Regions from separate parts of the Mus musculus genome. Here all the other regions are linked to region 3. The links are chromatin loops, found by intact Hi-C in ENCODE. Cell type or tissue: left cerebral cortex. All regions are shown on one strand. Links, peaks and the distances in the headings refer to the core of each region. The heading gives the core; the rest is flanking DNA.

What was found. A loop is a pair of places that touch in the nucleus more often than their neighbours do. Peaks named below come from ENCODE experiments on the same cell type or tissue, not always from the same donor. Only the 100,000 strongest peaks of a DNase experiment are listed, where the experiment ranks them.
Region 1: a loop joins it to region 3, with 7 times the contacts of the local background. A loop is called at or near these places in 31 of 42 quality-filtered maps.
Region 2: it touches region 3 in a loop (2.5-fold over the local background); 4 of 42 quality-filtered maps call a loop at or near these places.

Annotation. Positions count from the first base shown.
Region 1 is chr3:54,804,885-54,815,467 of GRCm38, forward strand. Rfxap (regulatory factor X-associated protein) reads right to left here and starts at 2,907. Exons shown (of 3, transcript NM_133231.2): 1 at 2,315-2,907; 2 at 476-583. The coding sequence starts at 2,791. It also overlaps the pseudogene Gm10254. In left cerebral cortex, for the core only: CTCF peaks have their summits at 4,127 and 4,360; DNase peaks (open chromatin) are centred at 3,002 and 3,197; H3K4me3 peaks cover 1,006 bases; H3K27ac peaks cover 880 bases.
Region 2 is chr3:54,984,449-54,995,031 of GRCm38, forward strand. No RefSeq gene overlaps it. Among named protein-coding and RNA genes, the nearest start is that of Ccna1, 65 kb to the right of the region's middle. In left cerebral cortex, for the core only: no CTCF peak of the experiment used is centred there; DNase peaks (open chromatin) are centred at 4,613 and 5,120.
Region 3 is chr3:55,058,922-55,069,504 of GRCm38, forward strand. 4931419H13Rik (RIKEN cDNA 4931419H13 gene) reads left to right here. Exons shown (of 8, transcript NR_040593.1): 3 at 693-791; 4 at 2,084-2,193; 5 at 2,668-2,836; 6 at 4,757-4,915. Among named protein-coding and RNA genes, the nearest start is that of 4931419H13Rik, 9.0 kb to the left of the region's middle. In left cerebral cortex, for the core only: a CTCF peak has its summit at 5,691 (motif pointing left); DNase peaks (open chromatin) are centred at 4,696 and 5,695.

The sequences.
Region 1 (10,583 bases), core at 2,867-5,366, 260 kb before region 3:
TTGTAGAAGTTTGAGATAAAATCTAAATTAATTTTAAAAAATCTAATATTCTGCCAAAAAACTTACATATAAAGTATATCATGAGTTAAAGTCTCTCTCTCTTCTTCAAATTACCATCCAAATATTCCAATATCTTATAAAACAGTTGCCCCTTTCCCGATTGACTTTTGGTAATTTCTATCAGTTGTATATTAGAGACCCTTATAAACTATTAGTAGTTGTATCTCAGTGCCTTTACAGTACTATTCCGTGTACTTAGAGTCTGTTTTAAAAATCTCATCTTGCTCAGTCAAAGGTCAGTCAGTGAAGAAAACAGGGCTAAAGGTGTTCCTTCCACTGCAGTCCAGGAAGGGGTAGGAGGGGTAGGGTGTGAGGTTCATTGTGTCCAGTGACACAATGCAGTTCTGGAAAAACAGTTCCACTGAAAACAAGCGGTTTTCACTAACAGATCTACAACCACTCAACAAGCACTTACCAGTCTTTTCTGATTTAACACTTGCTCTAGAAGAGTAGGTCTTGCAGGGCGATCACCAAAGGATCCTGTTCTCTGTTTGACAATGGAGAGTATGTTGTCTGTGCTTTCCTGGGATCAAAGATAAACATTTAATACGGTGTTGTAATCCACAACAGCAGGTATTTCAGTGATAATGAACATCTCTCTCTTTGATCTTTCTCCTTTTTTAGGTTCAGGTTCTGTGGAACTTTAGGAAGGCCTGTAGATAAGTCACAGGTACTGGCAGTCATTTCTAAGTAAATGCCCTCCTCCCTGCAGGCACCCTCCTCCCTGCAGGCTTCCCAATCTAGGATCTGCAGTCTCTTGCAAGGTCTCAAACTGAAGCTATTTGGGCAGAGGGGAAGTTTAAATACCTGTGGCCTGTTTTCACTGTTGCAAGAGAATGACAAGTGACACCGAAATCTCACACGGAGCAATCTTTAGTCCAAACAGTCTGCCTGCTTTTGGACAAAATAAATTAACTCAGAGGCAATCTACTGCTAATGAGATACTGGATTCATACCTGATTCACACCCACAAGAAGAGAGAGGCAGTAAAATACTGGTTACAGAAGCAAACAGCTTTCAGAGTAAACTGGGTGGAAGGGGCTAGAAATCACAGCTAAGAGGCCACCACTACAGAGCCAACAGGCAAATTCTGCAACAGCAACCTGTCCCCGAGACACTGAATCCCATTTCAAATTAGTAATGCTTAATCCCATATATGAATGAATCTAAACACTGAACTTCTCCTCACATAAAAGAATGCTGCTGAAGTTAAGTGAAACACTCTGCCTCTGGGAAAGCTTTGGCCTTTTATCTACTGGCTTCCGAGTTGTCTATTAAAACATCCGCGTCGCACCTTTATCGTGAGATGCTTAGCAAACTTTTGTTATAAGAAGGTTTCCATACATACATGTTTTAGGTCTCAAAATATTAAAAACTCTAAAAGAGGATTCTAGTATCACAAAAGCGAAGATTTTTTTCTTCTTCTAACTCTCCCCAGTTACCCTATTTATAGGACCGCTTCCTTTACATACACAGTACATGGAATGCTATAGCTGACTTGACTGTAGAGAACCTTATGTCTTCACAACTCCAGGCCTTGCACTGTGTAGGTAGGATAATGCTAATACCACAAAAATCAGACGTTTATAGTAGCAATAATTTTGAGTCATCTAGGCCAAACTTCCACAAATGTTAGAAGTTCCCCTTCAAAAGGAACTTCTGTGGTAAGGAGTCTTTCTACTTTTTACGGGTTTTGTTTTGTTTTTTAAACAGCTCTAATACTTAGGTGGACTTTGCTGGGTCTGAGCTGAAATGCACACCACTTATAATTTTCACCTAACCAAAATAAATCCGAAGAAACACTAATTGGGCATTATCTTAAGGGCAAAAGACGAGGGAGCCGAGACTTAAGGGAGATGAATAATGGACCTAAATACAGACAGCTAGCAGCAGAAGCCCAATTGCAGGGCACTGGCGTCTCTCTTCCAAGCTTGACTTGAATCAAGCAACCGAGCAACGCCCATGTGTGCTGTAAGTTACTACCCCACTGTCAATCCAACTTTTCTCAGGGGCCAGGGAGTCTAAGAAAAAAAAACAAAGTCACCAAAGTTACAGAAAACCAACAGGGTGTGTCAATGTGCCGGATGCCTCGGGGTAGACACTGGGAAGGGTTTACTAAGGAGAGGTGTAGATCACCTCCAAAGTGCCCATGTCAGCTGGAGCAGAGGATGAGCCCTTGGGGAGACCCTGAGTGTGTACCAAGTAGGTTGGCACCCATCTGCCCTGGCCCCGGGGCCCCGAGGAGCAAGCATACCTCCAGTTTGACGTTGCCTGTGCTGGCCGCGGACGGGCCGCCAGAGCCCAGTGCCTGGTCGCTCTTCTTCTTCTTGTACTTGTCCTTGTACATCTTGTTGCGGTGCTTCTTGCACATCCAGGGCTTGCGCTGCTTGGCCACCTGGCTGGTGGTCTCGCGGCAGCCCTCGTACGTGCAGGTCTTGGAGCCTCGCCTGCGCGCTGCGCCGCCACCCTCCGCGTCCTCGTCCTCCAGCTCCTCCGGGCTGGCCGCACTCTCGCCGCCGCCCGCCGGGTCCGATGTGTCCAGCAGGTCGGCGTCGTCGTCCCCCGCCTCGTCCTCGGCGTCTGCCGCCGCCTCACTCCCCGCCAGGCCCGGCCTCAGAGCGCCGTCCGCCTCGGCCTCGTCCTGCCGCATCACCAGCACCGTCACCGGAGGGGCCGTCCGGGGACTGGCGGTGCTCGGCCCCGAGCCCTCGGGCACAGCCTGCGCCTCCGTGCTGCCGCCCGAGCCCGGGTCCGCCACCGCGGCCCGTCAGCTCTTGAGAAACACAACCGTACTCGACAAGCGGCAGCCCGCCGCACGTCCCGGAGCCGAACCGCCAGCACTGCACTGCGCGTGCGCCGTAGCGGTCCGCGAGCCTCTGCTTGGGAACGGCGAGAGGGGCGGGGTTGAGCAGGTGCGAGACAGAACCGACTGCGCCTGCGCGGCGGCCATCCGCAAGCGATTCCTAGGTGCAGGCTGACCAAGAACCCGGCTGACAGCCGGTCGTGGTGGCGCATGCCTTTAATCCCAGCACTCGGGAGGCAGAGGCAGGCAAATTTCTGAGTTCGAGGCCAGCCTGGTCTACAAAGTGAGTTCCAGGACAGCCAGGGCTACACAGAGAAACCCTGTCTCCTTCCAGGCGGGGCGGAGCGGCTGACAGAAGTCCCGATTGCGCATGCGCAGCTGTCCTCCGCTCGCCTGGCGCTCACCAGTTGGAAAGACTGGAGAATGGAGACTGGAGGACGGCCAGGAGACACTTTCTGCCTGGACCCATCCTCCCTGACGGGTTCAAAACGCGTCTCTCCTGGAACGTCTCTGGATAGATTAGGTTCCCGAGAGGCCTGAAGAGGAGTTTGAAACAACTCGAGGAGGAAACGGTTTATTTGGCTAATGCATCCCAGTCAAGTCCCATGGGGACATGGAGGAAAGCTTGCTCACAAGCTCTGGTTCGCCTTAGGGTTTCTACCCAGTGCGGACGCTCCTGCCTTTTCTGACATTCCCAGTAATGAGATTGTTGACTCATGTGACAGTTCTGTTTTTATTTTCCCCACAAGCTGCTCTCTGTCTTCCATAGTGGGTGCTCGGGTTGGCGTTCACACTAGCAGTGTAGGAGAGGTCCCTTTTCCCGTATTCCCCCAACCCCCGCCAGTGCTCGATAGATATCTTATCTCTGATAATAACCGTTTCATCTGGGATGAGATAGATAACACTGTTCTTCAGGATTAGGGATGTATATTACATACACCTGTTGGTCTTTGCATGCTTTCCTTTGTGAACCAACTACATCGCCCATTTCAATAGGATTATTAGGTTATTATTATTGTTATTACTTATTTTTATTACGTTTGTTTGAATTCTTTTCTTTCTTTTTTGTTTGTTTTTGTTTTTTTGAGACAGACAGGGTTTCTCTGTATAGCCCTGGCTGTGCTGGAACTCACTCTGTAGACCAGGCTGGCCTCGAACTCAGAAATCCACTCAGAAATCCACCTGCCTCTGCCTTCCCAGTGCTGGGATTAAAGGCGTGCGCCACCACGCCCAGCCTTTGTTTGAATTCTTTATTTGTTTGTTTATTTATTTATTATATGCAAGTACACTGTAGCTGTCCTCAGACACTCCAGAAGAGGGAGTCAGATCTCCTTACGGATGGTTGTGAGCCACTATGTGGTACCTTTGGAAGAGCCGTCGGGTGCTCTTACCCACTGAGCCATCTCACCAGCAGACATTCTGATGTTAACTACTCATCAAATGTAGCTTGCAAACATTCTCTCCCATCTTCGACACGGTGGGAAGCATGGCAGTGTCCATGGTGCTGGAGAAGCGGAGAGTTCTACATCTTGTTCTAGGGCACACAGAAGACTCCCAGGCAGCTAGAAGAGTCTCAAAACCCAACCCCAAAGTGATGCACTTCCTCCAACAAGGCCACACCTTCTCCCACATAGCCACACCTCCCAGTAGTGCCATTCCCTGGGCCAAGCACAGTGAAACAACCACATGCACTAATCTTAGAGCTCACTGATTGGTTAGTTTGACAAACTCTGTAAATCCAGCAGTAGAACCTGCCCCATTCCTAGGGTTGCAGACATGTATGACCATGGTGGGCTTCCGAATGGGTGCTGGGATGAAATTGTGGTCCTCATTCTTGGAAGGCAGCATGTTACCCATTAAGCTTTCTCTCCAGTTCTCTCTCTCTCTCTCTCTCTCTCTCTCTCTCTCTCTCTCTCTCTCTCCCTCCCTCCCTCCCTCCCTCCCTCCCTCCCTCCCTCCCTCTCTCCCTCCCTCCATGTTTCTCTCTGTCTCTTTCTTAGTGAGGTCTTGGGAATAAAATGTATGTTATAATGCTTGCAAGGTAAACTCTTGAGCAAGGAAGCCACCTCTCCATCTTACTGTCACAGATTTTTACACAACTCTGTTTTATCTATCACGCACCTAGTTTATAAGATTACCTTTATCCTAGTATTGTTACAAAAAGGCTTCATTTTTTGTACCACTTACATTTATCTTTGATTGCAGGGTAATTCTGGATTTATGCCATTTAACTTTTTTTTTTTAAATCAAACTTGTTTATTGTTGCTTTTTGCCATCTGGTAGCATTTTACACACAGGCTTCGATCTTCAGAATACCCTGGATTCAGTAGAAAAACCTTTTAAATGAAGTTTTTTACAATAGAAACTTCTCAGCAGTCAAAATTTGGACTGTAAAAAAATACATGCAAAACATACTTTTCTGAAAACACTTAACTTTGAACAAAGCACCGAACTACACAAATGCAGAATGAAAACAGCATTTCAACTCCACCAAAAGTAGTCATCATAAAAGGTGTAAAAGTCACCTAACTTCACTAGGCACTGTTCACTTTTTAAACAGGAGACAATAGAAAATATTGTCCACAAACAATATCCCAGCTCTATGGCAGGTTTCAGAAAGTCTTCAACTTCATGCTTTAGTAGCGACAAGGTGAGTAGGATCGTGATCGAGAACGTGACCTGTATCCTCCACGACTGTAGTAAGGAGAAGATGACCGTCTTCTGTAAATCTGATCCCTGTCTTGAGCTGCTCTCCATCCACCTCCTCCACCACCTCCTCCTCTGTGTGATCTGCTGTAATAGCCCCCGCCATCATACCCCCGATCGTATCCTCTGTCATAATAGTCTCGGCGGCGAGAACTGCCATAAATGGCTCTCCCCATATAAATTCCTGGTGTTGGGGTATGGGGCCTTTTTGTTATAGAGAAATCGACTCTAATTCGACGCCCATCAAGCTCCATTCCATTGGCACGTTCTTTAGCTTCCTTGGCATCATCTACATTTTCAAAATATACAAAGGCAAATCCTCTTGAACGTCTAGATTGCTGGTCATATACAATAGACACATCAGCAATGGGGCCATATTTAGAGAACACTTCTCTTAGGTCTCTTTCTGTGGTGTATAAGCTCAACCCAAACACGCCAAGACAACAGTTGGGGTCAGGATTTGCCCGGTTCCCAACATGACGCCTTCGAGTAGACATGGGAGAATGGCTGTGGCTGTGGCGCCTGCGATAATCTCGGCTGTAAGACCTGCTCCGGGATCGTCTATGCGAGCGAGATCGTGATCGTGACCTTGTATAATGCCTTCTAGAACTTCTTCTGGATCTAGACCTAGATTCAGACCTGGACCTGGACTTTGATCTAGAACGCCTTGAGTCTTCCTTGGAGCGAGACCTTGCAGGTGTATGCCGTGCAGATTTCCCCGATCCGTGAGCACTTCCACTTCGGGAAGCAGAACGGGATTCCCGCTCGCCGTAGTTCTGCTCGCCGCTGTCGCTCATGACTCCGGGTCGCTGTCACCGCTACGGGCCTTTCCTGAAGCTGTCAAGCTCCCGCCTTCCTTACAGAGGCTCCACCGCAGCCTAGCGCGACGCCACACTTTTGCGAGGAGCTCGAAGCCGACACGCTCCGCACCGCCTCCGCACCGGTCTAACCGCCATTTAACTTTTAAGAATAATTGGTATTCATTGTTCTTCAACTGTTTGCTAGGACTCAGCAGTGAAGCCACCTGATTCTGGATTTGTTCTGGGGGATTTTTGTTGTGTTGTTACTGAGCAATATCAACTTTTAAAAAAATGGTTCTGTAGGTCTCTCATTTCTTCATGATTCAGTCAGAGATATAAACTTGTCCATTTGTTATGTCCTAGGTTACCAGTTTGTTGATAGTTGTTTATAATATCCTATAATAATCCTTTGTAAGTCTTCAGTACCATTTTCAATGCTTCTTCTCTCATCTTTGAATTTGAGTACCTCTTATTCTTTTTAACTCAGTCTTAGTTGTCAGTTTTGTTTAAAGCTTTATTATTATTATTTTAATATATGAGTACACTGTCGCTATCTTCAGATACACCACAAGAGGGCATCAGATTCCATTACAGATGGTTGTGAGCCACCATGTAGTTTCTGGGAATTGAACTCAGACCTCTGGAAGAGCCCAGTGCTCATAACCACTGAGCTGTCTCTCCAGCCCCAACCTGGTTTTTTTTTTTTTTAAAGTTTCATTTCCAAAACCATAAAGTTTATTTATGTAAATATACATTGTAAAGAATCAGTGCATTCATAGAGGTATGCAACCAACCTTATAAGACATTTTGGTTCTCTGGTTTTCCATACTGGAGATCCAGTTCTGGCTTTGTGAATGCTTGGCAAGTGCTCTACCACTGCAGCTAGACTTCTAACCTGAAAACATGTACTGTATATATACAGTGTAGCTTTCTGTCTTTTCTGAAGCAACCTCTGCTCCAACTCCCAGCCCCAGGAAACCATCATCCTACTCTCTGTCTCTGGAAAGTTCCATTTTGTGGACCTTTTTATCAACGTAACAGGCAGCATCCAGGAATCTGAGCTTTGGTTTTTCAGGAGTGATGAAGTTGGCATACATTGTCTCTAAGCTTTTCCCTAGAGTCTGAATATAGATAGACCATCCCAAATTCACAATGGTTTGCCTTAAGGTTTTGAAAATTTGTAATGATACAAAGGTTAAAAAAATGTTCAAGAAAACACTATCCTCTGGGTCTTTGAAGCTTTATTTTTGGAGCTCCCTATGTCAAACACAGCTTACATTCTATAAATTTGTTAATCTGTGCTTTGTTATAGAGGTGCTGGCCTTGAACTTTGCAATCCAGAAGAAAACAATTTAAAAGAAGCATAAAATTTTGGTTTATCATGACAGTGTTCTTTTAAGAGGACCTTAAGGGCTGGTGAGGACAGTGCTCTTTTAAGAGGACCTTAAGGATGGCTCAGTAGGTAAGAACACTGACTGCTCTTCCGAAGGTCCTGAGTTCAAATCCCAGCAACCACATGGCGGCTCACAACCACCCGTAATGAGATCTGATGCCCTCTTCTGGTGTGTTTGAAGACAGCAACAGTGTACTTACATATAATAATAAAATCTTTGGTCCAGGGAGAGCAAGGCAAGCAGAGCGGATTGGAGTAAGTAGAGGTCCTAAATTCAATTCCCAACAACAACATGAAGGCTCACAACCATCTGTACAGCGACAGTGTACTCATATACATAAAATAAATAAATTAAAAAAAAGAGGACATTAAAACAGGGCCAGGTGGTATGTGCCTGTGATCTTAGAATGGGGGTGGGGTGTGAGAAAGTTGTAAGTTCAAAGGCCCCTCGGAGCCTCATCTCAAAACTAACAATGAAAAGTAATCCCCCAATGAACAACAAAAAAAGAAGAATACCCCGGGTTACTTTTTCTCCTAACAATCCCGAGATCTCTAGAATTTAAAAGCACACAGAGGCTGTCTTTGCGTAAGTGGCAGTGAATGAATATTTTGGGGAAAGATGTAGGTGAGAGGTTATGGGGAGATTTGATTGGAGCTCTACATACTGCGACTAGCATAATTAAATAGGAAAAAAAAAAGTCACCAGAAGCTGACACACGGTTTAAGAACAGCGATTTTAAGTTTTCTGTAACACATTAACTGAAACAAATGCTCCTTGAAGTTGAGCAAGATGCCTGCTTCTTGTGTTAGCTGCTTAGTATTCTGCTACCAAGGCTTTTGAAGTCACTTTAAAAGCTCCCTGCCATGCTTGTACTTGGGGTGCTTCATGGCTTTGGCAGTAGAAACACTGAAACCACTCCTGTCCATGTGGATCAGGAGACGCTGGTGGCGGGCAAGTAGCTCCTTTTCTAACAAGTGGGTGGGAATGCTTAGCTGGATCTCAGATCGTCTTAATTAAACTCACTAATCTTTCTTTGCCCTCAATGTTCTTTCCAAGATTAATTAACTTTTCAAGACTTAATTAACTTCTGTTGAAATGCTGGCAAGCATGTCTCGAGTTTGCTTAAAAGCATGCAGCCTGTGAGTGTCAAATGTTCGCCATACCATCCAAATGGGGGCAGTATATTTCTGCATTAGTTTTGCTCAAGCTATCCTTATGCTAGATGCTAGCTAGATTATGCTGCAGAGCTGAAAAATCTGTAGGTCCTCCGTGACCAGGCATTTTCCTGTACAGTTCCTAACATTCTTAAAGTGCTCCTCTTCAAAGTGACAGTATTAAGAGGTGGGCCTGTGGGAGGTGATGGAGTAATATGGGAGTTCTTGGGACTACTATAAAGTCCTGAAAATAGTTATTTCAGGGCCTGGGGAGATAGCTCATTTGATGAAGGGCTTACAATATGCACCTGAAGGTCTGAGCTCCTATCTTTAGCACTCCTGTTAAAAGCTGGGTTTGACCTGTGTCCGTTACCCCACTGCTCTGGGTGCAGGGACAGATGGAGTCATTGAGTTCCCTCTAGCCTCCATGAATTCCAGGTTCAGTGAGAGACCTCTGGCCAACACACACACACACACACACACACACACACACACACACACACCCTCACATGTACGCACACATACCACCACACACCACCCAGAGATCCATAGCCATACAGGTTGCAGACGCAGTCCTTGATCCCTCTGTCTTTTGTGGATCTAGCAAGAAGGCAGCCTTTTGTGTGTTAGGGAAGAGGCTTCCACTAAGCAAGCTACTGGGGGCTTGAGCTGAGACTTCTCAGTCTCCAGAACTGTGAAGAACACAAAGTTATTGCTTGGTTATAAATCATCTATAGGGCAGTACCCTCTTACAGCAGACTAAACAGGCTGGCAAAGCTACTTTAAAAACATTACGTTTATTGATAAAGCCATGAGATTTCTTTTTTTTCTATAATAAGACTGATGCCCTTCCCTTAAAAGGCAGACTAAACAAGGCTTTTCAATGAAGAGATGGGGCCCTCACCGTCTCTCTCCAGCCTTAGCAGGAGGAGAGAACACAGGATCTGATTGAAAAATGGGAAGTGGTACAAAGTGGGGGCATTATGCGCGATGACGCTTGCCAAAAATGTGCAGCGCGAGTGTGATTAATTCTTTAGAACTCACTTCCTGTTTACAGGGACACAAGAGAGGGAAATACTAAACCCCAGGATGTGGAAGCAATCAGTAAAATTCCCAATGTGGATTCTAAAAGACAGATGGGAGTAGATAACCATCATGAATTTTCAAAGGTGTATTAATCCCATTTGGTTACAGAAGAGATTGTCCTTAAGTTTATAAGACTGACGACTAACAACTTGAGAGTGACTTGTTATGATGACTGCATTTGACTGAGTTGATGTAGCTGACACACACACGCACACACACACATATCAAGCAGTGATGATTTACAAGTGCTAAATCTAGGCGCATATGTACTCATTGATATGTTTTTTAAAAAACATTTTTAGGCATTTGAAAATATATGTATTAATAAAAGCACAAGTTAAAATAACTATACAGTATGAAGGAGGACTTTATCAACTATTCTTGAAAGATATATTTTATCATCTTTGTATTTTAATAATTTGATTCTTTTTTCATTGGTTAAACTTAAAATCATATAGGTTCATAGTGTGAATGAAATTCCCTTTTGTTTATTTAATTTTAAAGATCTATTTTTTAATTTTACGTGTGTTTGTCTGAATGTTTGCCTGGTGTCTGTAGAGGTCAGGAGAGGGCACCAGAT
Region 2 (10,583 bases), core at 3,398-5,897, 75 kb before region 3:
CAGTCCTGCAGTTACTCAACACGTGCTTCCCAATGATATTTTACTCCAGCCCTTGAGCCTCACAATGACAGCGAAATGAACATTCTCTAGAGTTGCAGGACCCAGCCTGTGTTGTATCGGCAAATACAGATCTCCCAGGAATAACCATTTCCATTCCGATGGGGAAAAGTACTGCTGAGTCTAAGCTGCCTGTCAACTTATCCCATAAGGTTGTGTAATGAAGAAGAAGAAGAAGAAGAAGAAGAAGAAGAAGAAGAAGAAGAAGAAGAAGAAGAAGAAGAAGAAGAAGAAGAAGAAGAAAAGCAATCTCATTCAACAATATTTTTTATTTTTTACAGACAGAATAAGGGAACATATGAAAGCTACTTTTTTATGTCACCTGCCTATTTTTTGACTTTGAGCGTTAAAGTGGGTTCCAAAAATAATTTATTTTTTTTTTTAAATATTAAGATTCTGTGTCATCCAGGAGAACAAGTTCATCTGAAAACAGCTGAGGAAAGCTCATCTGAACTCCCAGAGACTGAAGCAGCAACCACGGGGCCTACACAGGCCTGCGCCAGGTCCTCTGCATATACATAATAGCTTTCAGTTCCATACGTTATGAGACTCCTGAGTGTGTGAAGATGGGTCTTTAATTCTTGTAAACCTCTTGGGACTCGTTCATTTTTCCTTTGGCATGTTTTGTTCAACAAAATGATGGGGTTTCTTTTTTGTCTTATCTTATATTTTATTCTATTATGTTTTGTTGTTATCTCGTAGAAGCCTGTTCTTTTTCTCATGAGAGACAAAAAGGGAGTGGATCCAGATGGGAATGGAGCTGGGAGAAACGGAGGAGTAGAGGGAGGGGAAACTGTAATCATATTATGTTGTATTAGAAACGGGGTAAAGGAAATTTAATAAAAAAGGGAGAAGGAAAAAATAGCCGGGTGGGAAGGGAAGGAGTGGATCTGGGAAGAGAGGAGAAAATATAATCAAAACTTATTGTCGAAAGCCTCCAAGAACTAATTAAACATAGATACGTGTGTGAGTGAGTGTGTGTGTGTGCGCGCGAGCGTGTGAATGTGTGTTATGTGTGTATAGAATATTCCGTGTTGTTGAAATTATGCCCTGAGCTAAGAGTGTAAAAATGAGAAGAGAAGCATCCAGAGACCTTCCCAACGCTGGGGGCTCCAGGACAGACTCTTAGGAGGCAAGTGTCTAAGCCCCACCCCCAGCAGTGACCACACCCCTCTCCTGCAGCTCTGGGGTTCTCCCCATCAAACCTGTGTGTCTACGAAGAATTGCTAACATGACTGACTCTCTACAACCTTGTTCTAAACATCACATCTGACCTCTCCCCCCCCCCCCCCATTGGGTGTTTATTCTGTGCTAAACACTGCTAGCACTTCCCACGGAGGTACGTATTGGGAATGGCAGGAGCAATGCAAAAAACACAGTCTGCATTCAGAAACCCACATCCCTTGTCCAGGGTGAACAGCTTGAAGAAACAAAAACAAAAACAAAAACAAAAACAAAAACAAAACAACGGTGTCTACCTGCTCAAGGAGGACGAAACACGGAGGACGAAGGGATGTTGATTACATGAAGATGGAAATGAGAGAGAAATAAATAGGAAAACAGAAATATTATAAGACCCCCATTTCAAAACCAGCAGGACATATCCTTTTGTCACCTGTGTGGCCATCAGGACTCAGTGACCTTGAGAAGTCACATCCATCTTTGGCTCTTCCATCTTTCTAGGATGTAGTGGATGGCCCATCTGAGAGCCCAGTTCCACATCAGATCCAATAAAGCCACCTTGTCCTTGAGTCACGGCAATGAAGCTTCTCCTTGCTGTAGGTTGCTCACTGGTTGCCACTGAGCCAGGCAGCCTCTTGCTGGCATGTTGAGCCATGCAGTCCAGGAGACAAGGCTCCAGTGGGAAGGCAGAGCAGCTGAACGTTGTTCCCAGTAGGCCCCAAGCTGCCGTAGTTCTGATTCCCACACTCCTCCTGGCAGTTCCTGTTTGAGAGATTCTATCCAATGTCAGGCTCTATGGACACTCTATCTCCATACTACTCAGGAACTAAAGAGAAAGCTCATGAATTTGAAATCTACTTACTAGGCAAATGACATATGGATTTGTAGATACACCACCAACAACAACAACAAAATTATGCAATATTTTATTGATTTATTGGGAATTTTGTACAACATATTTTGATCATATCCGTGCCCTCTAGCTCCTCCCAGGTCCACCCCTACCTCCCCACACATCCCTCAACTTCATGTGCTTAAAAAAAAAATCAACCCATCAACTCCAATTTGTCCTGCCCCGTTTGGGTATGAGGCCATTCACTGGACTATGGTCCACCTACCAGTAGTCTCATCTTCAGAAGATGTCAACCATCAACATCAGTTAGGGATGGAGGCCAATGAGCTCTTCCCCTCTTCAGGCTGGAATGTTGGCTGACCTGAGTCTGACTTCAGGTATCCTGTCATGTCCCAAAGACGCTCTTTCAATTCAGTCCTGTCCAACCTCTTGCTCTTATAATCTTTCTAACCTGCACCCCCCTCCACCCCCTGCTTCTGCAATGGTCCCTGAGCCCGGAGGTGTGACATATATATCCTCTTTGTGTTTGAGCACTGCCACTGCCACTCTCTGCATTTTGATTAGCTGTGAGTTTCTGCTGTCACCGCCATCTGCTGCACCAAGAAGCCCCTCTGAGGAGGTCTGAGAACGGCACTCTGTGGGTCCTAAGATCCCCTTTAAGGTGTGCCACCAGTGACATAGATAAATGAGCAAGATTTTGTTTGTTTGTTTGTTTGCTTGTTTGTTTTTGGCAATTGAGCCTTCATTGACCTATAAAACCCAAATCACAGGAGACCAGCCATGCAATAAGAGCATTAATAACCCAGAGCTATTAGATAAAATTTGCTTCTTTCTGAATGAAGGAAACAACTATGAATGTTTTTTTCATCCTTGGGCAAACTGCCTAGCTCCAAACATACGTGTTTTGCGAATATTCTCTGGGCAAAACTGAAAGTGTCTTCTTTACTAGAATACCAGGGTGGAATGAGCTCAGGCAAGATGGTTGCTGGACAGTGCAGCTCATTCTTACAGTCAAAGGCTACGTATGAAAAAATCCCCAAAGGCCCCATGAAGTTGGCCTGGCCAACTTCAGAGTTCCTTCTTTCCACTCAGAAACTGTGAAAATTCTTTTCCTATAAAATACAGTCCACGAGCTGCTAGTTTTTTCCTTAAGAGCCAGAGGCAGAGGCAAACAGACTTTAGCTCCATCCTCCTGACTCTACTGGTCTCCTCTGACCACAGTCCACTTCAGTTAGCCCTCCCTGGCTTGCCACTAACCTGTTTCGGGGCAGACACACTCTCCTGGTTACTGGAGATGAACATGAATTTACCATGTCTTCAGGCCAGCTGAAGCAGGTCAGTCTCAGGGGATGGTAGCCTAGCAACCATTAAATCTTCAGGCCTATTATACAGGCACCTTCTCCTTGGAGTCACCTGACCCCTTTCTTCCACAGCCTGAAAGGTCTGTGTGGTGGGGAAGCTGGAAAGGGCCTTAGTCTCAGTTTGAGTGTGTGTGTGTGTGTGTGTGTGTGTGTGTGTGTGTGTGTGTGTTAGAGCAGAAGATGGATGAAGATAGAGGTGGGGAACCTGACCACTAAATCAGCTTTACCATCTCCCAGATCAAACATACTGAAGAATCTATTGGCTGAAATTGGGCTAAGTACTGCTTCAGAAAACATCAGAAGGGCACCCTCTTCCATCTCAGCAGAAATAGCTGCTCTTAGAATTTAAACCACTCCCAAGAACATCTTCCAATGTCTACAGAACTGATCTTTACAGAGCACCTAGAAGCAGCAGTTTTCAACTTGTGGATCAAATGACCCTTCACAGAGATTGCCTACCCTATAACCTTCAGATATTTACATTACAACCATAGCAGTAGCAAAATTACAGTTATGAAGTGGTAATGAAAATAATGTTATGGTTGGGATGTCACCACAATAGAAGGAAGTATATTAAAGGGTCTCATTGGAAAGGCTGAGAACCACTGACCTGGAGTGTCCAGGCATGGTGTTGCCAATGTTATTTTATTGAAGACATCAATTGTATTCATTCTGATGCTACTGATGAGAAAGCTGATAGGCAGAGCAGCCAAGTAACCTGCTTTAAGTCACACAGCTTATAACGAGTTCTGTTTTTTTTCCAACAGCCAGTGGTGCAGGCAACAGCTTTGACCTCTGCACTCTGCCAGCTTTGCCTGTTTCAGTGGCATTAAAGGAAGCAATACGAAAGTGATCTCAGAAGCAACCATGCGGGTGATCTAAAGCGATGTTAGGGAAACTTCCTCTGTACATCACAAGCTACCGAGAAAAACATCTCCCGTTGATTTGCCACCATCCTCAGACCTGATTTTTACAGGAGTAAAAAGCCATAAATGCCCATTAAATGAATTAGTGGATGATCACATTCTAAATGAATGAGCTTTTAGATACAGTTGTGAGGTGTCTTCTCAAAACGAGCTCCCACTTCTTTTAACTCGTTTAAAGTCATTTTCCTTTATGCTCCTGGGAAAGTCAGCGTCTCCACCTAGCCACTGAGAAAAATCTCACCACCCACATGTGTGACTCTATGACTCTATCTCTCCAGTTTCCTGGGAAGAGGTGTGTGTGCTTAAAAACAAACGACCAAAGAGAAGAAAAGCAAATATTTCATTTACTGGGAATTGAGCTATGATGACAGCACTGTAGCCTCTATTGTGGTTCATAGACTTACTTGCATGGCCTATCTGTTATTTATACAGACATGCACATGAGTTTAAACACACACACTACATTATCAATAAAGTATACATAATGATCACAGACATTTGCATATGTTCATTTTAAACATCAATTAAGATACTTTGCACGAGGGGGTGTGGGTTATTAAAAATGGACATGTGGGAGGAGGATACAGAAAAAGTGAGAGAGGAGCCACCTGCTCTCTGAACTGCCCTGGTCAGCCTGACAGGAAGCAGTGCAGTCAGCCACAGCTGGAAGGGAAGCGCCTCTGGAGCAAAGCCACCGCTTCCACCAGCCAGCAGCAATGGGAACTCAGCCCAGGTTGGCAGCCAGCTCAGTCCACATCCACACTGGCAAGCGAAGCCAGGAGAGAATCAGTTAATCACTTTAACGGAATTGATGTGCTGCCTACACCTCCCCTTGGAGTCCCAGAGAAGCAGTCGAGCATCCCGGTTTTTCCTGCTTGTGGTCCGATCTGCTGTGACAGGTATAGGTGTCAGAAATTGTCAGTGCTGGATGAAGGCAGTCTGTTCTGAGTAACAGAGAACCAAACCTAATCTCTCCAGCCGCTTAGTTTTGAGGATGACGCAGAAGAACCCTGACCCCAAGGGAAGGGAGCAGATGGATGGGAAAGGACATTCCTCACCATCTGGGCAATCTATGTGTGGAAAACTGGTAGGTAACTGTAGTGACATCCTTCCCAAAGTTGCGTATGGCCAAGACCTGTAAGCATCCCAGGAGAACAATGGGAAAAACACTTAGGGAGTTCTATCATTGCTCCTCTTATAAAGGTGAATGAACGAAATGTTCAAGAAAGGTCTCCTTGTGGGTGAGCCTCACCACCCATTGAATGTTCTCTCAGACAGGCCCTGACACAGAAGCACCAGCTCTTAGGAGTAACTGAAAGTTTCCTGCTAGTAACCTTTGTTAGACCCAGTTCTACCCACAATAGTTTACATAAAAATGAAGCAACAAAGGAACCCCCGGGAGACCGTTTGCTTTGAAGCACAAATGTAAACGGTCTGGTTTCAGCACCCTCAGATTGCTTTCTGTGCAGAAAAGGGCTAAACAATCACTGCCTGGGTCACTGGCAAGGTGACATTCCTGGAATTACTCCTTAGACTGTAGGAGACGCCAGGCACAACCGCTGTTATTTGGGAGAATGTTCTTGTAAACCCTTTCTTCCTCTCTGACTGCACAGCCTTCTCTCAAGCTCATGACCACAGCTGTGTGGGCATCTCCAGATGACACGAGGGAGCTGGTCCTCCCATAGCACTTATCTGTGATCCACTGTGGTTAACTGACATTTTGTAGAGTTCTTTCCCTCTCCCTGTAGGTGAACCATCAGCTCAGGTTCCTTTCTGTACTTGTGTGTGTGTGTTTGTGGGTCTGTTTCTATATGTGTGGCAGCTGCTTGTGCACAACTGTGAACCCATGTGTGAAAGTTGGAGAACAACCTCAGAGACTTTCCTCCAGTAGCAGCTGTTTTGTCTTGAGACAAGGCCACTTAGAACTCCCTGATGCTGCTGGGCTGCCCGACTAGGAAGCCCCAGGACTCTCTTTCCAGCTCCCAAGCTCTGGCATTACGAACATGGACCATTATGCCTAACTTATTTTTTAAAATGTGAGTTCAGGATATGGAATTTAGGTCCTCCTACTCGCAAAGTGAGTACTTCATCAGCTGAGCTCTTTGCCCAACCCTATCTTATCTGTGACATCATTTCTCATCTGGACCTTTAGCTTGCTAAGTAAGTCTTTGCTCACTAGTAGCAATGAGAGACTATAGCCACAGAAATCCTTCTGTTTCCTCTACTACATACAAGTTGTAGAAGAGTTGAAGCATAATCCTGCCCCATATAAGACAGACCAGGAGCAAGAAAAGCAACCAGCTCATGACAGGCATGACACAGAAGACTTGCTTTTAACTTCCCCAGGGTTGTTCACTGTTTGGGTGCCACAAAAAATTGATAAGCTGTTCCCTAATTATTTATTTAATCATCTATCTATCTATCTATCTATCTATCTATCTATCTATCTCTTTACCCTTGTGACTCTCTAGCCACCTGTCCTGGAAAAATTATCTCCTGATTAAAAATTTCTTTGCTGATTCATGAAGTAGAAATAAAAGTAGTATGGAACCTGTAGCCTTTGTGCGCATGTGCACACGTGCATCTCTGTGTGTGTGTGTGTTTCCAAGTGGTTTATGCTGTTTATTGACTTAAAATTATTCCATAAGTCAATGTGATCATTCTTCAATATATCTAATGATTTTGAATCCAAGGAAAGATGTCCCTCCCAAATCTGAGACCTGGTGAGATTCTTCCATGTAAAGGGGAACCTGAGAATCCTCGGAGAATCTCGTTAAGCCATGCAGTCATCCATCTCCTACTGCTCAGAAGGACACAGTAAGTACCAGCCACTGTAGCCCCATATGCTATGTTACCTAGGGAGTAGGCTACCATTTTCTTGAACCTCTGAGCTTGGGACCCTGAGAGTGCCACAGGAGAGGAGGCCTCCATGTAAGCAAGTAAGACTGCAGAAAGCTGCTTGTACCCATGTCTCCATGTCAGGTGAACAAGGAGATAATAAACTTCCGTGCCGCTGACTTTTTCTAAGTGGCAGGGCTTGAGAACCTCAAAGATCTTTCCCCAGAGACACTCGGATCACTTTCCATCGCACGATACCAGGCTGTTCCTGGATGCTCCGTAAGTGAGTAACAAGTTCTGAATCCAAAACTCATTTTTACAAAGTCACCACTGAAAAATTCAGAAGAGCATCTTACCCTGCATAAATCCAGCCAGGAGCTTCTTTGGAGCAAAACTGATTGACAGCCAAGTGTTGTCTGATTTGGTAGAGTGTCTGGGTCCTTTATACTAAAGCTTGCATTTTCAAAAACATGAGCTTGTTTTTCTCAAAATGGAGACATTTTAATGCTAAATACATACGTAGATGAAATAAATGAAAAGGCAAGATATTTTTGGTAAGACTTTAGCAAGGGGGAGTTGCCTCTGGATGTCTCATAAGTAGTGGTAACTTTGCTGCATATTTTTCTGGATTTTTTCTACCCATTGATAGAACTCTAAACATGCATTTTCTTTGATGCCTCAAACTATTCAGCAAGAGCATGCTCACTAAATGCCCAACCAGTTTAAATGTAATCAGATTTGCTGTGTACAAATTTGTTGAAGGGTGTACATTCCTTCAACTAATGGTCAGGTACTTTAAAAAAAATACTGAGTTTTGCTGCTCTTTCCTGCTCTGTTCTGTTCTCTCTTCTGTTTGTTTTCCCCTCCCCCACTAGAATAGAATCCAGTTGTATGGCAGAAGTAGTCTCACTTAACATCCCTGGAAAGAAGACAGGCTCCTGGCCTAATATATTCTTTGGCTCTGTGCATGTTATTGTCTCCATCTCACAGTAATGCCACTGTCCCTCAAGGATGGGCTTCTTTGTTGGATTGGCCAAGGCCCGTGTGATGGTTATTCTTTGGTTGTCACTTTGACTACATCTGGAATTATTTAAAATCCCCAAATGGAGGGTACACCTATAAGGGATTTTTGCTTAATTTAAAATAGGAGGAGCCACTTCTGTATCTTTGAGGTAGGAAGACACACCTTTAATCTTGATCCAAATGGAGGGTACACCTATAAGGGATTTTTGCTTAATTTAAAATAGGAGGAGCCACTTCTGTATCTTTGAGGTAGGAAGACACACCTTTAATCTTGATCCTTTGAGCTGGGAAAAACCCCACCTCTAATCTGAGTCACACCTTCTGCTGGAAGTCTATCTTGGGATATGGAAGATGGAAGCTTTTCATCTTTCCCTGCTTGCTCTCCCCTAGATAGCAAGTCAATTCTCTCACCGGCATTAGAGCCTACTTTGGGATTCCAGAGTCTACTGCAGACCAGTTCAGACCTCCAGACTCACAAACTGAGCAACTGCTGGATTCTTGGACTTTCCATTCATAGCCAGCCATTGTTGTATTAGCCTGTATGCCATTATAATGAACCCCTATTCTATATAAATATAGGAGATTCATTCTATAAGTTCTGTTACTCTAGAGAACCCTGACTAATACAACTTTGAAGGATGCCACTGACAAAGCAGAGTCTTCTTGACTTTAGCCAGCTGCACCCCTCTGAGACTGCATGCTCCCTTGTATCCAGCCAAAACTCCACTGCGGGGACATGTTGCCTGCCATGCAGCCAGACTAGCAGATCCACCAGCCATCAGCTGTGTATTCATGGCTCACAGATGTGCACAGACATAGATTGGCAACACTCCTGGTTTTGCTTCATGCAGGTTTATCTCCTTCTTGCTACGGAGGTGCTACTCTTTAGGGCATGCCCATTGACATGCTAGAGGTACGTGAGAATGAATGAAGGTTATGGACCCTCTAGCCCAGTCTCACCACCACCACAGTTGCTCAGCTTTTGAGACAATGGTGCTGCTGCAGACTCCTAATTTGCATGGAGGAAGTTGAATGTTATTCTTCAGCTTTCTCTTCGTGATCCTCTGCAGTTTTGCTCAAACTTTCCTCATCCCTGCATATACACAAATACCTAAGACCAGTTGAGACCAAAATAAGGAACTCAAGCAGGCAAAGGGGGCGTCAATCACGTTAAAATAAGATTCCTGTTACATACGTGATTCTAACTCCCACTCGATTTTATATACTCTACATTTATCTCCAGAACTGTCCTTAACTATTTAAAGCATGCTTGTTTCCCAAATAAACTCAGCCAGCGTCAGAACACCCACTTTACAGTTGTGTGAAACCATGTAGCCATGTACATCAACCAGATGCACCAGGATCCCAGGCAACAGGGCATAAAAGTCCTTTATTTTTCTTCTCACAGGCAAAGATACTTTCTGAATAGACAGAAGAGTTCTCAAAATGTCTGACTTCATCTACGTGGGTCATGGGGGCTAAAATACGAAAGGATCTCCCTGTGGCGGGAGATGTTGCAGAGAAGGTCCACAAATTTTCCATGCAGAATAGAGCCAAGATCTGCCAGTGTCTAAGGGGCTTTAGCTGTTAAATAAGCCAATTGAGAAATCTAAGCAAAAGGCCTGCAAAGCACGGATAGCAACATCTATGATCGGTCTCTGAGAAAGAGGGGTCAGGAGATACTAAGCTCAATTTCATCAGCAGAGCTGAAGGAAAAGGCATGAGCCCACAGCCCAATGGGAGCCCTGTCATGGCCCTGCTTGCTGACAGACAGACTGGGCTGGTGGCAGAAGCTTTCTCTGGCTGTCAGATCATTTTCAAAAACAGCAATTCCTGTCATGCTAATAGCTCAGCCTATAATTAGGTGTATTTATCTATGTCCCTGTGATCTGTCCCTTGTTTTCCATGCTTGATTTCCTTTAAGAACAAATAATCCCTATGAATTATTCTTTTCCAGAGTGGCAAGTGGGAGGAAAGGAGAGAAGAAGAGGGGGAAAGAAGGAGGAGAGGTAGAGAGGGAGGGAGGAGAGGGAGGGAGAGAGATATTATAAAATGGTCTAAATTCAGTGTCCTGGGCAATTAGGAGACAGTGGGTGGCCAACTGGGCTTTGAGCAGCATCATTATCCATGTCAGTGAGATGCCTAGGAAGTGCCTTCCTCCAGGAAACTGAAGCAAAAATATCACCCCTCATATTCGCTCATTTTCCAGGAACTCTGAGGGACCAGTCAGCTATTGCCCAGTGTGCTCTTTCCCAGGAAATACTGCTGTACCCAATGCATGTACTGCCTCCAAACTCCAGCATCCCCACTGAATCTTTAAACCATCCACACAAAAACAGGAGA
Region 3 (10,583 bases), core at 4,336-6,835:
TCCCCCACCCCCACTTCACCCCCGTTCCACATCAGAACCCAGCGTCGTGGACCCCTCTAATGTGGATCGAAGAACCGTGATTCTGCAGGGTTCTTCCAGGTCTTCAGTATGCAAGTAGCTCCGCAGAGGCATCTAGTTTCATGGACAGAGCAGGGTTGGCAGACCCGCTGTTTGAGGGACCCTAGTGGCCCAGGATTAATGGAGGAAGAAGGGTCAAGGAGAGCTTCAACCTCATAACTCAGATGAGGACGTCAGGCAGCTCCCTCCTTCCCCCCACACTGGCCATGAAGCCACCGTGCCACCATCAACCCTAGGAAGAATTTATTTCCTGCTTTCTTGGATGTTGGTCTCCTTCTAGAGTTGGAGTTTTCCTCCTAGTATGTTCCGTGGAGCTGGATTTGCGGATTTTGTTTGAACTTGGATTTGTCACGAACTATCTTGTTCTTCCATGCAGACGAAGCATCTTCCAATACCCTTGTTCTGGCCAATTGTACTCGGGAACTCAAACCTTGACTGCGGAGACCCTGGCCACCTCCCCAAAGGCATAAATACCCCTTTCCCCCACTGTAAACTGAACCAGTTCTCTGAAGCTGCTCTGATGAGTGTGTGTGTGTGTTCTTTGCCCTTGAACTCATCACCTTCCAAGATCCTGCCTGCACCGACCTGTCACAACTAAGCTTTCCTCCCTCTAGGCCAGCCTGGTGTGCAAAGGGCCTGCCTACCCTGAGCAGAAGCAGACACCAGAAGACTTCAATATGCAGGGCTCCTCCAGGATAGCCAACTCCTAGTGGGTAAGCCATTCTTTGGTTTCTTTTTGTTTTTTGTTTGTTGTTTGGTTTTTGGTTTTTTCAAGACAGGGTTTCTCTGTATAGCCCTGGCTGTCCTGGAACTCACTTTGTAGACCAGGCTGGCCTCAAACTCAGAAATCCACCTGCCTCTGCCTCCCAAATGCTGGGATTAAAGGCGTGTGCCACCACTGTCCCACATGTGTAAACCATTCTATTAACCTTGTTTTATTATATATATCCATCCTATTGATCCTGATCCTCTAAAGAATGTTAATAAACTGGTTTTATAGCAAAATTAGGAGTAGAATTCAATAACTCTTAAAATCCCCTGTGCTTAATGTTTTGTGTATTGGGTAATATATTAAGAACAACACATGCATTTAATTGTAAATACAACTGTATTTGATCTCTGTGATATATTAGCACCACTTTAATATAAATATAGCCTCCTTATTTATCTTACAAAGTACCAGGTTTCATTCTGGCAGTTGCATGGTAACTTCTTTTGGTTGGTCTTTTTCCCTGGGTGTTCCTCCTCTTTTTGCAACCACCCATTCACCCTTTTCTCGTCATTTCTCCATTTGTGTAACATGTATTCTATCTCAGCTCCCTCCTCAAAAACCTTTCCACATGTTTTGTCTCCTTTCCATCTTAAAAAAAAAAGTGTGTATGTGTGTGTGTGTGTGTGTGTGTGTTGTGTGCTTTGTCTGCATGAATGTAGGCCCCACTGAGGCCAAAAGAAGGCATCAAATTTACTAGAACAAGGACTGCAAACAGTCACTTGCCATTGTATAGGTGCTGGGAATCAAACCTGGATCCTGTGGAAAAGCATTCAGTGCCCTTAAACACTGAGCCAACCCCCCCCACACACACACACACACACATATGCACACACTAGGATTCGCAGTATTTTTCTGAGTCTGTTACCTCACTATAATTCCCTGTTCAATCCCTTTTTCTAATTCCTCTTTTCAAACAGATAAAATCTGGATGTAGTGCCACATTCCCATCATCCATTCCTTGATTGATGGGGATGTAGGCTGACTCGATTTCCTGCCTTAAACAGAGCAGCAGTCAACATGCATGTGCAAGCAAACATTTCTGTGGTAGGATATAGAGCCCTTTGGTATACGACCAGCATCTCTGTGGTAGGATATAGAGCCCTTTGGTATACGACCAGCATCTCTATGGTAGGATATAGAGCCCTTTGAGTATCTGACCAGCACCGCTATAGCTGAGACACATGGTAATTTTTTTTCAGTTTTTCCTAATAAACATCCATTCTGATTTCCAAGGTGGCTGCACCTGTTACACTCCATCTTTCCACACACCCACAACTGCATCTGTTTGCACTTGTTTCCCAGCTGATCGCCGGTCTACCTGAGATGAGATCCAGTCTCTCAAGGTAGTTTTCATGTGTGTTTCTATGGCAGCTAAGGATGTTCTCACTGGTTATATCTGGCAACTGCACACAAACTAGAGAGACCTGAGAAGAAGAAACCTCAGCTAAGGACTTTCCTTTCTTGGATTGGCCTGTGGGCATTTTCTTGATGGCTAATTCGGGGGAGGGGGCTCAGCCCACTGTGTGCAGGACCACCCCTGGGCAGGTGTTACACCCACTGTGTGCAGGACCACCCCTGGGCAGGTGTTACACCCACTGTGTGCAGGACCACCCCTGGGCAGGTGTTACACCCACTGTGTGCAGGACCACCCCTGGGCAGGTGTTATACCCACTGTGTGCAGGACCACCCCTGGGCAGGTGTTACACCCACTGTGTGCAGGACCACCCCTGGACAGGTGTGTAAGGAATGTAAGCTTGGGGTCAAGCCAGCAAGCAGCAGCGTCCCTCCATATCCTCTGCTTTGGTTCCTACCTGTAGGCTCCTGCCCTGACTCTGCTCAGTGATGAACAGTGACGTGGAGCTGTAAGATTAAATAAAGCCCTTCCTTCCCAAGCTGGCTTCGGTCAGTGTTTGATGACAGCAACAGAAAGCCAGCCAGGACACAGATTGATACCAGAGAGTGGAATCTTTGACAACAGACCTGACGGTATTGCTTTGAGGGAGGACCGTGGGAAGCGTTTGAAGGTTTTGTCTTTAAAGCCATCAGGTGGTCAAAGCTTCTCCAAGACAGGGGGAGTCTGGAAAATAACACTGAGGGAAATGCAGATGATGGAATCCTGGCTTGGAAGTGTCAGAGCTCCTCTGAGACACTCCCAAAGCAATTCATATGATATATTTGTTTTGGTTTGTTTTGGGATTTATTTGCCTGTCTTTTTAAAAAAATAATCATTTTGTTCATCTACATTTAAAATGATATTTCACATGTCAGTTACCCCTCCACAAACCCCCATCCCATCCCCCTTCTCCCCCTCCCCTTTGCCTGTGTGATGGTGCTTCCCCACCCACCCACATTCTCCCATCCTACCACTCCAGCATCTCCCTAAGCTGGGGTATCAAGCCTCCATAGGACCAAGGGCTTCCCCTCCCACTGATGTCACATAAGGCCATCCTCAGCTACAAATGCATTTGGAGCCATGGGTCTCTCCATATGTACTCTTTTGTTTGGTGGTTTAGTCCCTGAGAGCTCTGGGTGGTCCGGTTAGTTGATATTATTGTTCTTCCTATGGGGTTGCGATTCCCTTCAGCTCCTTCAGTCCTTCCCCTAACTCTTCCATTGGGGTCTGCTGGCTCAGCCTGATGGTTGGCTGTGAGTATCTGCATCTGTATTAGTCAGGTGCTGGTAGAATCTCTCAGGGAACAGCCATACCAGGCTCCTGTCGGCAAGCGTTTCTTGGCATCAGAAATAGTGTCTGGGTTTGGTGTCTGAGGATGAATCCCTAGGAGGGGCGGTCTCTGGATGACTTCTCCTGTCTCTGTTCCATTTTCTGTCCCTGTCTTTACATATTTGAATTACGAATCTAGAAGTGAAGACTTTGCTTTACCGGGATAATAGATGCTAGGCGGCTGCAGCTGAAAATTCAGCCATGATTAACAAGAGACCAGCGTCATTTAATTGAAATCTTCCTCAGGGTCAGCTTGCAGAAGCTGTGGTCCAGTCGAGTGTGGGGACAAGGCTGTGCATGCAGCACACGGGCAGCAGAGCTTGGCAAATGATATGCCCCATGTGGTGCTGACATTAGCATCATGAGGGCCGCAAGACTGAATGGGTCACAGAGAGAAGCTGACACTTGCCGTCATGTGGCAGGGTTGGAATCTCTGAAGAGGCCAAAAGAGGCCATTGGTGAAGGGGTAGCCTCAGCTGCAGTGGAGGCCCCAGCATGTTAAACTCTAGAACCATGGGGTGACCATCCAGGACGGGGGCAGGGGCAGAGCGGAGGCAGCCTAAGCCTACTAGACAAGCTGCATGCTGTGAGTGGCAGAGGTGGGGAAGTGGAAATGTCCAAGCCCTTTGGAGCCAGAAGACCATAAGCAAGCCCCTGATCACTGGGTTATTTACATTGTTGGATTTTGCTTTTGCTTTGATTTCTGGTTGTGGCCGTGCACTGGTTCTTGCCTCTGAGTTGCTCGGCTTGGTTTAGAGACACCCAAAGCTAAGAGGCTTGTTTGTATTCTAAAAGAGTCACTGAACTTTTAAATCACTGGAAATTTAAACGCGTGTACGGTGTTTTCTGTTACGATAGATGTGAGATCCTGGGTACAAACAAGAAAGGAAAGGCTGTGGTTCTCTAGTGATGTGTCTGTGTGTCACATTGATAAGGGGATAAGTCACTGTCTTGAATATTCAGTGACTGTTCCTGTTTCTTCTTCTGAGAACTGTCTGTTCGATTCATTTTCCCATTTTTTGGCTGACATGCGTTTTTGGTGTGTATAATTTTCGCAGTCCTTCACATAGTCTAGATACCAATCTCCTCTCTGTAGATAAGATCTTTAATTAGCTTCCAGCTGACACCCACGGTGAGGAGCCAGGGAGGGATGGGCACTGAGCTCCCTCTTTCCATCTACGCAGCTCAGGAGCCAGCCAGGGGCGGGCGCTGTACACAGCAGGGAAGTCTTCCCACCTCAATCAATACAACCAAGACACTGTCCCACAAGCATACCCAGAGCCCCACCTCCCAGGCGATTCTAGATGCTGACAACGTGACAGTCGACACTGTCCATCACAGAGGTAAAAGTAGACTAATATGTTTCAAATATGTTTGCCTAGCGCTGTTACGATAAAATAAGTATTAGCAGGTAGATGACATTTTAGAATAGAACAAACAAACACACAAACATAAACTAGTCAATAGCTTCCTGTGTAGATTTCAGGATCCACCCTGATGTTCAAAGGGTCCTCTTTTGGATACATTTCTTTAAATCAAGGGCAGACTCTTTCTCCACCCTGAAGTTCTTCTTTCTGGCATAATTCTATGGATATAGTAGGCACTCAATTAATGTTTGTTCATTAAAGGAATTAGTAACAAGATGTAAATTATTCTTGGCATATCCTTATACTTCTTATTTATTTACCAATCTAATCATTTATTTCGGTTCTTTCTATTTTTTTTCTTTTTCAAGGTCTTATGTAGTTGAGGCTGACCTGGAACTTACTGTGTAGCTCAGGTTGCCCTTGAACTTGGCTCCTCCTCTCTCTGCATCCCTAGTGCTATGATTTCAGGCAAGCACCATCATGGCCCGCTCAGAAACACACTTCTAAATTATCCAAAGCCTGTCTGCAAGGATATTAAGCCCCCTAAACACTGTTGTCATTGGTAATTCTCTGGACCAGATACTTCCAAAGCTGTGTCACCTAGCTACAGACCCCCTTATCTGATGACTCTTTCCCTTTGTGCTGGGGTCCCCAGTCCATTATCTCCAGCAGGTCTCTGGGCTAGAAAGACTTCCTGCCTCAGCAGGCAAACTGATCAGGGTCCCACCCTCCTTGTACTGTGTGCTACCGCCACCTGGTGGTCAGACCTTTTTGTCCCTGCCCTGCCTGCTGACCTCACTCCAATTACCCATTGCTGAAAGAGAAGCAGCCCAGCTATTTACATCAATTTCTCTAAGCAGGTATACCACCCCATGTTATTATACACTTTCTGTTGCTGTTTAAATACAAATGTCACGCATCAAAAATTTCTTAGGGCAGAAATCTAGGACACTCTGAATCCATTTCTTTAAATCATGCCCTATATATAGGTAAGAAAACAACGTGGGTTCAGGCGTCCATCAAATTTAGTTCCTACTAATCCTAGCTACATGGGAGGTTTCAAAGCCTGAGCTAACAAATTTAAGTCAGAGAAACCCATCTCAGAAAACTACTGTGGTGAAGCCATTGAAAAAGGCACGTGACACAAATCTCTGCTCTCCTCCACAGGCACCCACAAGGGTGAGCACACAAACACTTACATACATGCAGATGTGCACACACACAAATTATCCAGGAAAATAGAGTGTAATACAGTAGAAATGTTTGGTAATCATGAATTTTTATAATTCATCCATATAAAATTATATACAGAAAAATGGCCTAGAACTATTCCTAATACTTTAGGGGATAAATTACGAGATGTGTGTTGCATTTATATGAGAAGAAATAAAAGTGACCATGAAATATTAAATAGTTAAATATTCACCCTGGTATTATTTAATAATACTGAGGTTTGTTAGGCTTATTATAATTTCTAAACCTCCTCCAATAAAAATGCTAATTGCTTAATAAGAGTAGCCAGAGCCACACAGAGAGGCCCTGTCTTGAAAAACCATAAAAGTGGGGGAGGGGGGGGAGTGGTGGAGAGAAGACAAAGAAAAAGGAAAAGTTATTTAAGAATTAAATTATGGGGAGTGAAGAGATGATCTAGTGGTTAAATGCCTGTGATGCTCTTACAGTGGACCTGATTTCACTTCCCAGCACCCTGTGCAGGAGGCTCACAACCACCTATAACTCCAGCTCCAGGGGATCTAACACCTTCTTCTGGCCTGTGTGGGTACCTGCACACACCCACACAGACAGACCACTCACACACACACACACACACACACACACACACACACAGAGGGGGGAGAGAGAGAGAGAAAGGGAGAAAGACAGACACAGAGACACAGAGAGAGACATAGACAGACAGAGACAGAGAGACAGAGACACAGAGAGAGAGAGACAGAGAGAGAGAAACAGAGAGAGGTAGGATGAGATGAACCACTGGGGCATCTGGAGGGATAAAGTCAGCTGAGACTGCACTGTCCAGTACAGTAATGACTGGCCGTGTGGGACTGCCGAGCATGGGATGCAGAGCGCCCTGAAGAGCTGTGTATTTTATTTAACTTATCTCATAGCTATGTATGCAGTATGTAGTATGTTTCTCTGCATGTGATCACTCAGCATAGGTAGTCACCATTCTAGAGCAGGATTGAAATACTTCCGGTTGAGCCCAATCACAGCCCACTAAGGCAGTTCTGTTATTGTAGATATAAATGCATGGATCTGGGGACAGGTTTTCCCCTAAATTATTCTTTTCCTGTAATTTATGTTAAGTGTGCGACATAAACCACCTGCTCTGTAATTTCTTTGGGGAACAATGAAGGTGACTCACGCTGGAAGCTAGTGAGCTAGAGAGGGGACTCTAGCGGCATTTTGCTGTTCCAGCCCTCTGGGAAAACAGGCTGCGGATTTATTTACCAAGTCAATGAAAGCAAGGCTATGTCCTCAGCGGTGAGGTGAGGTAATGAGAGGGAGAGGCCGAGCTGTATCTGAGATGATTAAAATAACATTTTCATTATTTCCTCTTCACTTGCTTTGAACACACAGTCAATATCTTACCCCACCAGAAGCAGATATTGAACCACGCTTTCTTATCTTTGTTTTACAGGAAGGCGGCTTTCAATCTTTTCACTGAGGAGGAAATAAATAAAAGTACACACACACACACACTACGTCACACACATGAATCAAAATAGGAATTTATTTTGTGGGTAAGGAGAAAGAAGAATCCGATCTCTATTGGGTTCAAGCTAAGAACAGAGCATAGGAGGAAGAGACATTTGGGGGGTGTTCCATTTGCAGAGCTCGTGGGGGCTTCTTTTCCAAAGCATCCTGTGATCCAGTGCTCAGCTCCAGCACTAACCAAACCGTACTCTGCTTAGCTCATGACTCCAGACAGGACTGGGCACGTTCAGGGTGGTACAGTCACAGATCCCCTCTCTAACATGGGTAATAGTAGAACGTTGAGATTAACTACCGCCGTCCAACAGCATCTCCGATCTCTCTGTGATGAATAATGTTAACTCCCGACTCACACGAGTGAATCAATCAGCCACAGTGACGAGCTGTCCCGTGGGCCTCAGCGGGGGAATTAAGACTTATCCACTTAGGTGGTGATCTATTACATGAATCAGAAATGCTCTGTTTAGTCATTTCTCTCTTAAGTCATATATCATCCCTCTTTTATTTCCCATATGAATCTACAATTTGGAGAAAAGATCCCTGTCTTTATGAATAGCTTAAATAGGAAATTACTCAGTAGTATGATTATGTTCTTTTAAGGGAGGGATCATTCACTTGCTGTTACGTTTGAAAATCTTATGACTGAAGAAACAAAACATATGTGTGCACATATATAATAAATAGGACTATTACTAAGAACCACTACTGAAAACTACTAGGTCTTTTAATTTAAAATTGTAGTCATTTAGGAACATTCAGAATATTAACAAAACATCTGCTTTCTTTGTTCCACGATTACAGAACAGTACTTAGTTAACAGAACAAGTACATAAGCTACATCCGATGAAAATCTATGAAATCAGATGGAAAATAATCTCTGATCCCCATATATAACTAACTAATTTGTGCTGTGAACTAACTTTATGCTTTAAATCTCCATGAACATTTACAACCCAAGACTGTACCAGCCAAGGTTAGTGGCTACTGAAAATATCTCCAGGATTCCCTGGAAACACACAAGCTGAGCAGGAAAAAGATGAGCTAACTGGATGAAGATTGGTTCTAATGCTTTGATTCATTCAGGAATCTGCGAAAGGCCCTTGTCCTGAGTCAGTTTTTGTTCAATCAATGGCCAATGGCTGGACACTGGGTAGGACCCTTAGAGTTGCATGGGTGAGGATGCAGAAAGGAACAGAGCAGAATCACCATGACTCAGGAGTATCAGGATGGGATGCAGGAGAGGTGGCAGATAAAGCCAAACAGCCATGTGAGATTTCAGGTTCCCAAATTGGGCCTGGGGTAGCAGGGGAAGGTTTAGGAGTGCCCAGCCTTTGAAGCAGCCAAGGCATCTTAAAAATAAGCTGATGAGTGTGTGTCTTTCATTCTCGGATCCAAAGATAGCTAGCTCCTGGGCAGGTGCCAAAGCGGCTACAAACGCTACACCAACGGACTTTACTCCTCTCTTTTCTCCTCCAAATCCAACCCCCCAGTCTCATCCCCAGCTGTGTAGTAGAACAGCAGTAGTCTCCCTTTCCTTTCTGACCCCATCCCTGGTATATCATGAAGATCGGCTCCTCTAAGCTTCCTTTCCCCAGTGCATCCTATCACCCCAGCCTCCAACACCAGCAGGCGTTCCCTGTGAACACACCAGCTGAGCAGGCTGTTTACCACTCCCTCCTCTCCTCCAAATCCACTCCCCCCAGGCTCGTCCTCAGCTCTGCAAGAGAGCACCTGCTGCAGTCTTCCTTCTCCTCTGCCCATATCTCCTGTGCATCCCACAGACCCTCCCTCCTAACCTCCTTCCCCCTACTTATTGCTTTTTCCCAGTTCCCAACTCAGCAGGTACTATAGCAGACTTGCTAGAGTGACTGTTCTTCACTCTCTGCCCCTATTCCAAGGAGCCTAAATAAGAAGATCTTCATGGAACATTTATGCTTTCCTCTCATGTGAACCCCATCAGAGCCCTAGGTTATCCCTATTCCTGAGTGTCAGCTCCTGATACCCAGACACGCATTTTACTTGGAATCCCCAGTGGCTACATCTCTCAGGTTCACAGAAAATTTCCTATCAGGCAACACACAGCCACAATACTCTCTTAAAAATCCAGAAAGGAAACAAAAACCAAGGAACAGAGTACCCACCCAACAAAGACAACACCAGATATTGCCACCTAGATGTATAAACTTCCCAATCCTAGATGCTGAATATCAGCTTTAAAATACAATAAATAACAGCCAGGGCATTCTGTCTCTACTTGAACCCAGAAACTATCACAGCAGGCCCAGAATATCCCAACATACCTGAAATACAAGAAAAAAGATGTTAAAATACTGTGTGCTAAGATGATAGACATCCTTAAGTAGGAAATGAATAAATCCCTCAACAAAATCCAGAAAACACAAACAGCAGAAGGAAATGAATAAAACTGTTCAAGACCTAAAAATGGGAATAAAATCAAGAAAACCCAAGCTGAAGGAATTTTAGAAACAAACAAACAAACAAACAACAACAACAACAAAAACTAGAAACTAGAAACTATCAACATCCTCTGTAACTTCCTTTTGTGTAACATTTTATCTGTGAGGTAATTTTATAAAGAACTTCTGTCTAAAAAGGAATAAAAAGTCTGAGAGAAAAAATAAAGTACAGCTCTTAGGGGTCTGCTCCATCCACTAAATGTATTTACATGTATATATGCCTTATGTATGTACATATGTATATGTGTATGTATATAAGGATGGATGCATATGTACTTGTGAAATTGATGAAACAGGTGGTCAGGTCTGACTGACTCTCTCTCTCTCTCTCTCTCTCTCTCTCTCTCTCTCTCTCTGTGTCTGTCTGTCTGCACACATGCCCCTGACTTTCTTTCTTTTGTTTTCTCTCTGGCTCACGAAGTTAATGAACTCAGAGC